2 separate regions of the Homo sapiens genome follow, and region 1 is linked to region 2. The links are chromatin contacts, found by Hi-C or POLR2A ChIA-PET in ENCODE. All regions are on one chromosome and are shown on one strand. The core of a region is the stretch at or near the end of the contact, and the rest is flanking DNA. Distances in the headings are between cores, read along the strand shown.

What was found. A loop is a pair of places that touch in the nucleus more often than their neighbours do. ChIA-PET counts read pairs that join two places held with the same protein, here RNA polymerase II (POLR2A). Pooled maps may share reads with other maps.
Region 1: a loop to region 2 is called in a map of IMR-90, with 4 times the contacts of the local background. The contact joins the promoter of MIEF1 here to the enhancer-like site in region 2. A Hi-C loop is called at or near these places in 13 of 168 maps with a recorded cell type or tissue (IMR-90, K562, adrenal gland and 9 more), 2 of 37 single-sample maps with no recorded cell type and 7 of 50 pooled maps. POLR2A ChIA-PET finds 5 or more read pairs at or near these places in 4 of 52 experiments (AG04449, WTC11, activated B cell and 1 more).

Annotation. Positions count from the first base shown.
Region 1 is chr22:39,500,874-39,505,927 of GRCh38, forward strand. MIEF1 (mitochondrial elongation factor 1) reads left to right here and starts at 1,417. Exons shown (of 6, transcript NM_019008.6): 1 at 1,417-1,564; 2 at 3,330-3,661. LOC105373035 (a long non-coding RNA gene) reads right to left here and starts at 1,287. Exons shown (of 3, transcript XR_938263.4): 1 at 1,161-1,287; 2 at 391-719. MIURF (mitochondrial elongation factor 1 upstream open reading frame) reads left to right here and starts at 3,358. Exons shown (of 1, transcript NM_001414695.1): 1 at 3,358-3,570. The coding sequence starts at 3,358. The coding sequence ends at 3,570. RefSeq lists enhancers at 1,197-1,698, 1,556-1,605, 1,699-2,198 and a silencer at 1,706-1,815.
Region 2 is chr22:39,172,248-39,177,610 of GRCh38, forward strand. No RefSeq gene overlaps it. Among named protein-coding and RNA genes, the nearest start is that of CBX7, 22 kb to the left of the region's middle. RefSeq lists enhancers at 1-256, 1,269-1,938, 3,937-4,231. Within about 2 kb of position 1,869, at least 37 of the 41 ENCODE cell types and tissues checked have a DNase peak (open chromatin) inside an H3K27ac peak, as active enhancers do; they include IMR-90, adrenal gland, heart left ventricle and 6 more, where a contact is called at or near this core.

The DNA of each region.
Region 1 (5,054 bases), core at 167-2,666, 330 kb after region 2:
TTAGTAGAGATGGGGTTTCACCATGTTGGTCAGGCTGGTCTCGAACTCCTGACCTCAAGTAGATCCGCCCACCTCAGCCTCCCAAAGTGCTGGGATTACAGACGTGAGCCACCGTGCCCAGCCCTGCAACAGACTCTTGATTGGTCTCCCTGCCTCAGCCCTGGTTCCATTCCGTTATTCTCAAGCCAGACAGATCCCATTGAAAGGGAAGTCAGATCCCAGCACTTCTTGGCTCTGAACCCTGCTGTGGTTCCTTTGCACCCGCCATCTCCCTCCCAGTTCTGGTAAGGGCCTCCCCTCTGGCCTCTTTCCCAGCTCCTGCTCACTCAGCTGCGAAAGCACTGGCTTTCTCCCTGTGGCTCCTAGACCACGCTGAGCTTAAAGGCTTACCTGGGGGGAGGCCTGAAATGCTCTTCCCTGCAATGTTCTTCTCCTGGTTCTCGTCCTTTTATCAGATAGCCTGACTATTCTGCAATTGCCCACCCCTCTACTGGTAGATATTACCTTTTAATCCTCACCACAGCCCCAAGGCTGGGTGAGGTTAGGAAACTTGGCAGAGGGCAGCTGTCCCTAAGTGGTGGAACTGGAACTAGGAGCCAGCGGTGGCCCCGGTGGCCCCGGACTCCAAAGCCCCAGGCCCTGGGCTTGGCAGAGCCAGGCATGGAGGGAGGCAGTTGGGGGAGGGAGCTTCCATAGAGACACGGCCTCCGTCCTCAAATCTAGTGAGAGACAGAGAAGCAAATGGATAAATTACAGTGCCTGGCATATGGTAGGCGCCAAGAAATACGTTTTGTTGTTGAACAGATTATGAGGCGTAAGATGTGCAGACATTTCCGTGGGGCCCAAAGAAGGCACGTGAGTGTGTTAGAGGGAGGCGAGGAAGGGGCTGGGAGAGATTTCCCAGTGAAGGGGGGCATTTGAGGTAGACTTTGAAGGAAGGGTAGGAGTTTGCCAGAAGCCATGGGGCCTGGGGAGTAGGAACAGCATGGAGGGATGAAAAGAAGGCGATCTGAGAAAATGGGTTTTGAGGAGCTCTGAATATTAGTGTTAGAATTCCCTCAGGTACCCCAGGGCCCCAGCCAGAGATCAGCATATACAGTACAGGAGGCTGGCCAGGTACCCCGACAGGCTAAGGGGTTGCCAGCAGGTGAGGGGCCTACCCGGTGCGGCAGCCTTGTTGGACAGCGAGGCTACCTCCTGCCCTCTGAACTTCTGCCAGCATCGGGACCACCCCGGTACCCACAGCCGGACCCGGACACCGGAGTCCTCTGGGGGCGGGGCGCGAGTGGCCTCTGCAGGCCAGTCCCTTGGTGAGGTCACACACGGAGGCGGGGCTCAGGATTGGGGGGCGGAATCATGCGCAGGGGGCGGGGCCCGAGAGAGAGCTTGGAGAAGACCGGAAGTCCCTCCGCCTCCACTCGCCCTCGTGCTCCCTTCAGCCCCTTCGCAGCTCCGTGCGCAAGGTCGTGTCCCGGAAGTGAAGGGGCCATGTTGATGGGTGACCCGGGGAGAGGTACCCGGCCAGAGGCGAGTCCTGCGGAGTGGTAGCGCGCACGGCCTGCGGGTGAGTGAGAGAAGGAATGAGGGCCGCCGGCGGCTGGGCGGCGGGGAGGTTGCAGCGCCTCCTCTCAGGCTGCTGCCGGCGCCTCGCATGCGGCCCGGAGTCAGGATACCAGCATGCAGCCGGGGGTCTCGCCCCATCCCGCCCTGGACTTTCCCCTGGGAGACCCCTCGGCTGCCCCGCCCCGCCCCAACCTCGGAGACCTCCAGTGCCCCGAAGCAGGCCTGCCCTGGCCTCTGGGCCTCCGCACCCCGGCCCGGCCCCCACGGTTGGTGAAGTGCAGACTGGCTGGGGCTCAGCCGCCCAGTCGCCCAGCGACCTTGTAGTTACAGCCCTCGCCGTGACAGTCGCCTTTTACAGCATCAAACACTTCTGTTGATTTTCTGCATCGGGAGGTCCTTAGGGCCGAGGGATCTCTTAAACAGTTGAGGAAAAATGGGCAGGGATGGTGGCTTGCTCAAGCTTGCGCAGGAAGTTAGCAAGGCCGGAGGCTAAGGGCTCGCGGACTTTGGGCCCAAAGTCCAATCTTTTTTTCCAGCCAAATACTTCCCCCACTTGGTGTCATTTCTTTATTTCTGAAACGGAGGTGATCATTTCTTCCACATAGGGACGTTGTGAAATTCTCTCCGTTACGCATAATTTTGAGCCCCTTGTATGTGCCAAGCGCTGTGCTGGGAAAGTTCGTGGAGCACCCAGAAGTGCTGTACACACGGTCCGGCTCCAGCAAAGGGTAACTCATTCCAGAGGCAGGCAGAGTTGGGGTCAGGAGTGCAGCCCTCCCCTTGACAGCTGTGGGCCCGCGGGCAAGTTACTTCCCTCTGGGAGATTGTTTCCTCCACTTAAAATGGGGTAATGTTGACCCCTAGGGTAGCTGACAGAATGAGTTGTTATGTGAGACATGCTTCGAACATTGCACGTTGTATATAGTGCAATATAATGCAATAAGCATTTACTGTTACTAAGAACCCTGACCACCTTCTAGATTCTTAATTTAAATGTGGTCATGGGCAACAAAGCACTTTACAGATATGCTTGTGTAAGGGTTTATTGTTACTGAAGGAAGGCAGTGGCAGTTTATACTTAAATGTAATTATTTATTGAGCATTTACAAACCTGGCTAGGTGCTACTAATAATATCTGCTGTTGATAGAGTGCTTCGTGTGTGCCAAGTGCTGTTCTAAACATATTCACATACATTAAACTCATTTAGTGCTTATGCCAACCGTATGGGCAAAATATGATTTTTATCCTCACTTCACAGATGAGGAACTGAGACAGTCACAGAGAGGTTAGGAGACTTGCCCACGGTCATGCAGCTCGTAAGTGCTGGTGCCAGGATTCAAGTATGGCTGAGTGCTTGTCTTCAACCCTCCTAGATCACCCCCTGTGGTGAAGTTCTATTACCGTTCATTACGTGCACAGTTCTCAAAATAATCCTATGTGGTAGGTACTATTGCCATAATATCCTAATCTCCATTTTATAAGTGAGGAAGCTGGTGCTCAGCGGGGGTTCAGTCCTTTGCCCAAAGTCATATGGCAAGTAAGTGGCAGGGCCAGGATTTGAGCCCTGGTGAACCACAACCTGTATGTTTCCAGAATGGGCATCCAGAGGCTGGGGTCTCTAGTTCTAGTCTTGCCATTAAGTCATACGGTGACCTGGAGCGGGGGGTCTCTGGAACTTGGATTAAAAAGCCCTCACATAGTCTCTACAGGTCCTTTTGTTATTAATTCTGATACTAGGCTTGTATGTCTTTCCTTCTGTTTATAGTGTGACACCCAGCCCCTGCCAGTCCCCCATGGCCCCGTGGAGCCGAGAGGCGGTGCTGAGTCTCTATCGGGCTCTGTTGCGCCAGGGCCGACAGCTTCGCTACACTGATCGAGACTTCTACTTTGCCTCCATCCGCCGTGAATTCCGAAAAAATCAGAAGCTAGAGGACGCTGAGGCCCGGGAGAGGCAGCTGGAGAAGGGCCTGGTCTTTCTCAACGGCAAATTGGGGAGGATCATTTAGGATCCTCCAAGGGAAAGAGGACAAAGGTGCCTTCTGTAGACACTCCTGCTCTCTTCCATCCCCATCTTACAGATGTATTAAGAAGCCTCAGGTACGTAGGCCCTCGTTCCTGTAGGTTTCCTTATTTTTTGTTGCAAGGGACCGAGAAAAGGATCAAAGTCATCCTTTTAGTCATTAGAAATCAGTGCAGAGCCAGGTGCACTGGTGTGCACCTATAGTCCCAACTCTGCAGGAGGCTGAGGCAGGAGGATGGCTTCAGCCCAGGAGGTTGAGGCTGCAGTGAGGTATGATTGCACCACTGCACTCCAGGCTGGGTGACAGAATGAGACCCTGTCTCTGGGGTGGGGGGGAAAAAAGAGGACATTTGAGGTCTGCCTCAAATGAGAAATAGAGGTTTACCAGCAGCAGGGCAGGAATAAGCAAATGCCTGGAGTGGGAACTGCAATTTTCTTTTTTAAGAGACAGGGTTGGCCCGGTGCGGTGGCTCACGCCTGTAATCCCACCACTTTAGGAGGCCAAGGCAGGAGGATCACAAGGTCAGGAGTTCGAGACCAGCCTGGTCAGCATGGTGAAACCCTGTCTCTACCAAAAATACAAAAAATTAGGCGGGCATGGTGGCGCATGCCTTAAGTCCCAGCTACTCAGGAGGCTGAGGCAGGAGAATTGCTTGAACCCGGCACGTGGAGGTTGCAGTGAACCAAGATCGCGCCACTGCACTCCAGCCTGGGTGACAGAGTGACACTCCGTCTCCAAAAAAAAAAGAGACGGGGTCTCGCTCTCGCCCAACCTGGAGTACAGTGGCATGATCATAGCTCTCTGGAACCTTGAATGCCTGGCCTCAAGCAGTCCTCCCTTCTCAGCCTCCTGAGTAGCTGGGACGCCAGGCATGTACCAATGTGCTCAGCTAATTTTTTATTTATTTATTTTTTTTGTAGAGACGGTCTTGCTATGTTGCCCAGGCTGCTTTCAAACTCTTAGCCTCAAGCGATCCTCCCACCCTTGCCTCCCAAAGCTTTGGGATTATAGGTTCAAACAGCTCTGCCTGTCCAGAAACTGCACTTTGTAGTCTGGAAACTTAAGTCTGATGTGGCCAGCATGGTACCCCTGTAAGGCAAATAGCCAGAGTTGAGGCTGGGCCTGGTCTGGAAGGACGTTGACTCCAAGTTGAGATTGTAATGTATATCTTCTTATGTGGGGACCATCACAGCTCTGTAAACAGAGGAATGACATAGCCACATTTGTATCGTAGAGGGAGCATACCAGTGGCAGTGTGAAGAATAAATTGATGAGAGATACTAGAGGCAGTGGATGTAGCCAGATCAGATTGAGGGACCGAGGGGTGGGGGTGGCCACATATAAACACAGTGTGTACAGCAGTGGGACTTGGTGATCAGTTGGCTGAGGCAGGAGGAGGAGAGAGAAAGATGAAGAGTAACTGGGTGTAAGGCCTGCCAGCTGGGTGGAGGGTGCTGCTTTTAACTGGG
Region 2 (5,363 bases), core at 619-3,118:
CACTGGGGTGGACTCTGCAGTGGGAGATGGTGGATGGGTTCAGCACAGAGCCCAGCGCTGGGGTGGACTCTGCAGTGGGAGATGGTGGGTGGGTTCAGCACAGAGCCCAGCGCTGGGGTGGACTCTGCAGTGGGAGATGGTGGGTGGGTTCAGCTGTGCTGGAATCTTGCTCCACCACAGCATGCTGTGCAGCCTGGAGCAGGTCCCTCAACCTCTCTGAACCTCCATTTTCTCATTTGTAAAACCAGGAAGAATGAGGCCTATTTTTTAGGCTTGTAGTGAGAATTGACAAGACAACGTATGCAAAATAAATATCACAGTATAAGGTGGTTGCCATTCATTCATTCTATAAATATTGATTGAACACCTTTTTTTTTTTTTTTTTCAGATGGAGTTTCACTCTTGTTGCCCAGGCTGGAGTGCAGCGGTGTGACCTCAGCTCACTGCAAACTCCGCCTCCTGAGTCCAAGCAATTCTCTTGCCTCAGCCTCCCAAGTAGCTGGGATTACAGGCGTGTGCTACCACGCCTGGCTAATTTTGTACTTTTTTTTTTTTTTTTTTAACTAGAGATGGGGTTTCACCACCTTGGTCAGGCTGGTCTCAAACTCCTGACCTCAGGTGATCTGCCTGCTTCGGCCTCCCAAAGTGCTGCGATTACAAGCGTGAGCCACTGTGCCCGGCCTGATTGAACACCTATTATGTCTCATTATTATTAAGTTCAAAAGAAAAGAAGCCAATTCAGCAGACCCCAGATTCTGACCTCCCATCCTATGCTGTTTCCTGGTGCATCCTCCACTCCTAATCCACACGGAGGCGTCACCCTAAATTACCCGGCTGCACATATCACTACCCTGGTCAAAAGCCCCCAGCAGTTCCCCGGTGCCTAGGGTGTCAGCTCCCGACTCCTGGCAGTGACACTGAAGACCCTCTGTGATCTGGTTCCAGCCTCTTTTCCATGGGATCTCTCTATCTTGTGACACCAACTTTGACTACAGGTGTGCAGATCTGGGTCCCGTGGCCAGAACACCCTGGGCTTTCTCACTGCCACGCCTGTGCTCCTGCTATGCCCTTGAGTGGAACAGCTACCATTTTTGTCCTTACCCAACAAAGTCCCGTCCGCATTTTCTGGCCCATTTCCCCCAGGTGGCCTCTCTGACCACCTGGAGCCAGGCTCTGAACCTCAGTCAGCCTCCTCGCCTAAGCATCCCGTTCCCCACTCCCCAACCGGGCCCTGCAAGGCCAGCTCTATCACCAATCATTGGCAGGAACCACTGGGCTAACAGCAGGTGCTGGACCGATCCACATGACAGGGGATGGCCTGACCTGCCCGTGTGATCAGAGTCCAGCTCTGCCACTGTCCCACGGGGATCATTCTTATCCGTCACATTCCTAAATGGACTAGAATGGTGGCCTCCTCTGCCCTGGGACCCTACTCTCTCCAGGCAATGGAGAAAGAGCCAGGGGTCCCCCCACCACTAACTGCCCCACTGACACTGTGGGGTCTCTTCCCATAGTCACGGTGCAGGCATCAACCAGATACCAGACTAAATGGGATTATCCAGACAGGACCACTGGGCCAGAGCCTTCTGCTGGAGGGAGGGAGCTTTGCTCCTCCCCTACACCCTCCCTGTTCCAGGGCTCAGTCCCTTCCACAAGGTCCCACCAAGCCTTCACAAGCCTGCCCCGTCTAGCGATGGGGAGCCCCATACCCCCTGGGGCATCTTGTCCATCTCTGATAGTTAGTTCAGAGCTGAGCTAGCTGCCTCCACGGAATTTCTGCCCCATTCATTCATCCTCTGTGAGTTCCTTCTGCACGCATTGAGCACCTACTGGGTGCTAGTTGATGTGCCAGCTCGCCTGAGCTTTGCAACACCTCTGTGAGGTGTGAAGGCGGATGCTGATGACAGTGATGGTTACAAAACCAATGAGGAAAGTGAGGTGCAAAACCAATGAGGAAAGTGAGGTGCAAGAGAGATCGCCACCCACACAGAATCTCACAATCATCAGGCAGCGGCTGGGCCAGGAGTAGATTTTCCATCTGGGTGACCCAGGAGCCTGTGCTCTTTCTTCCACTGAACTGAATACGTCCCCTAGCAGGACTTAGGAGGGGTAATACTTGGGGAGGTGGGGGCAGGACTAGCCTATCCAGTCCCCCAAAGCCTTCAGTAGAGGGCATAGAGCTGGACCTGCGTTGGGGTTACCAAGGGTAGCCAAGGGTAGTTTTGGAGCTGCTGCAGCCGCTGCTCACCCCCGGGAGCCTCCTTCTGAGAAGGAAGTATTATTGAGCCTACATTGTGTTGGGAGGGAAAACGTGGGGTCCTTGGAGCCCTGCCAGCCCCCTGCCTTCAGGCTGTTTGGCTTTGTTTGTTTTTTTGGTCTTTTTTTTTTTTCCTTTTTCTTTGGGCTGATTGTTCTCATTAAATCTTTTTGTCCTGTTTTGTTTTTTACGGGGCTGACAATGCTGCTCAGTGCTTAGCGCGGCTTCCTGTGTTTCTGCCCCAGCGCAGGCCTCGATGGGGCTGTGCTTCCTGTTGTGAGCCGTCGCCATGGCAACTGGAGGCCTGGTGGGCTCCATGGGGGTATGGGGAGGGGTGACATCAGTGACGTCACCGGGTGAGAAGGCAAGGGGCAGGGGTCTGGAGGGGGTTGCATGGGGGAAGGGCAGCCAGCAGCCAGCCGGCGCATTGCTGGGAGCTGACTCACAGCCCGGGAAGGGGAAGAATGCCCTCACATTCTTTTGGGAGGTAAACAAGGTCAGGGAATGCGGCTGGGATCCTGTTTACCTGACCCTGGCCCCCCGGGGGACCCGAAGCCCTTACAGGACAACACACTGGAATAGAACCAGCCAGACTTGGGGGGCTAGGGAAGCAGGGGAGAAGAGAGGAACCGTGAGGGGCCCCCAGGTGGGGGCCAGAGACAGAAAGCCCAGGATTCCAATCACATCTCCACTAGGTGACAGCGTGACAGCTCTATGACTCTGAGCAAGCCACATGGCCTCCCTGTGCCTCAGTTTCCCCTATTTCTAAATGGGGAGAATTTCTCGTGCAGATGGTCCCTTGGTCTCCAATCACTTTGGGCTGGTTTCGGGGGTTGCGAGGGTGGCAGCACAGCCCGTGCCTCTGCATTTTCTCCGTTCTCCACCCGCCCAAGGCCTGATCCAAGGCTAGGGTCTCCACGTCTCTGCCTGCACCTGACCCTGCTAGGGTAATGCCCCAGACCTGTAGCCAAACCAAAGGGCCGAGGTGGGCTGGCCTCGAAGGGAGGTGATGGGCGTGCAGCCCAGGGCGGGGCGCGGCACCTCTAGGATCCCAGGGCTGGAGTTGGTGCAGCTAGCCCCGCTCTCTCCCCTACCCTGTGTCCCCCCTTCAGCTTTCTCAGAGCCCCACCTCTTATCCCTGAACCTCCAGAGTGACGGCCTCCCCTGCTCATTAGGGAGGGTCCAGAGGAGCCCCTCCTGGTGCCAATGGTCTGTATCCTGATCAAACTCTGGGATTCCATGGTGCTGAGATCTGCAAGAACAGCCCCGGGGGCAGGGCCGGACTCTGCATCTCTAAGACAAACCTTTGCCACCTTTGAAACTGACCAGCTGGGAACAACGTGCCCTTCCCCCACAGGTGCCATGTGAGGGCACAGGCCATGCCCCCATGGCCACAGTTGAGTTGGGGCCACCTGGCCTATGGCTGAGAGTCTGGGTATCAGAGTCTGACTGGCTTTGCGGCTTGCTAGCTAGGGCCTTCGGTCAAGCTCCTTAGCCTCTGTGAGCCTCAGTTTCCTGATCTGCAAAGCAGAAGCTCCCAGGGTTGATGTGAGACTGAGTGAGTTAATTCACATGAAGCCCTTAGCGCATAGTAGGCCCTCATATGTGCTGAACCCACACAGAGCCAGCCCCCACAGACCCCTGCATCCTCCGCAGCAGCACCCAATGCCCCCGTCTCTGAGGGCTCCCCTATGCTGAACACCCGTCCCAGTGCAGGAACAGTGCCCACCAGATGCCCCATGGTTTTCCCATAAAGGGACCGGACTTGGGTTTCCCTGGACAGGGAATATCCTGTTCTGGGCTGGCGGGGGGGAGGAAGAGGAGCGGGAAGGACACGGCGGCTCCGCATTCCTGGCATTCTTGGCGGCCGCCCTGTCCAGCTGCCTCGGCGCTGCCGGGGGCCCTGGCCTACTGCCATGCTGGCCCGACACGGCACAGCAGCACCCCGCTTGGGGCGCCCCTTGGACTTGGGGTGATAGAGGACCCATCTTGTGCCAGTCCCACCCATCCCAGACTATCGCAGAAGCAAATGAACCCCAACCCTGGAAGCAGAGATTCGGGGGCTCTGGGAGGAGTCAGTTAACAGGGGAGGAGTTTCTGCTTTCAGTTCTACCTTATGGGGCTCCCTAGCCCACCTACCGTTCCCCAGGGAAGCTCTCGGGGTCAGAGCCGGAAGAGGGGAGAGGTAGAAGACTCCTGGGTTCTAGTCTCCAGTGCCCAGACAGCCACTTCCCCTCTCTGGGACTCAGTATCTCTGTCTGCAAGATGGGAGACTTTGATCCCTTCCTTGGGCAACCCCAGCATTGCTGCCCTTGTCACGCTCTATGGCATCATCACTGCCTCTCTGCAGAGCCTGTGCCTCTGGCTAAGGGCAGGAGCCCATCCCTTCTCCGCACTGGGCCGGGCCTGGTGGGATATAGTGGTTCCCACCGCCACGCAGCCATGGTATGCAGGATTCGAACATTCAGAGGGGAGGGCCTGGGGGCGGTCAGGCTCTGGAGCCCTCACCCTGGGAGTGCCTTTGGGGTCCTAGGAGGAAAGGGGTCCTTGTCCAAGATCCCACAGCTAGCTCGGTCAAGCTGACCCGGGAATCCGGGGACTTGCTGTTCTGCAAAACCACCAGAAACTAGGGTAATTCTTTTCCATGTTTTTCTGCAAACGCCCCCTAGTTTCAGGCCCAGAGCAGTCTGGGGAGAAGCTGGGAGCTGGAGGCTTCAGAGACCTCCACTCTGCAGGAGACCAAGCCCGCTCCCCATGCTGCCCTCTGCCCTTGGGGAGCCTGGAGGGGTCTTCCAGGGCCGGGAGGGGACAGGCAGGAGGGGCTGCAGTGGGATGGATGCATCTGGGCTGCCAGTCTCTAGCCTCCCACCCTCTCCCTCCCCTCTCCTGCTGGCTCGAGGACCACCCCAAGCCCCTGCCCAGTCCTGGGAACTCCAGCTCCATCTGCACTGCAGGCCCCATTTCCCACTTCAACAGCTCACGGTGGCTCTGGGCACAGGGACCAGAGCAACCTGGTCCAGGCCACAGCGAGAGGCAGGAGCAGCTCTTTGCTGGAGTCAGGAGGCCTGAGAAGTCCCTGGGCCTCTGCACCTCCACTTGATCATCA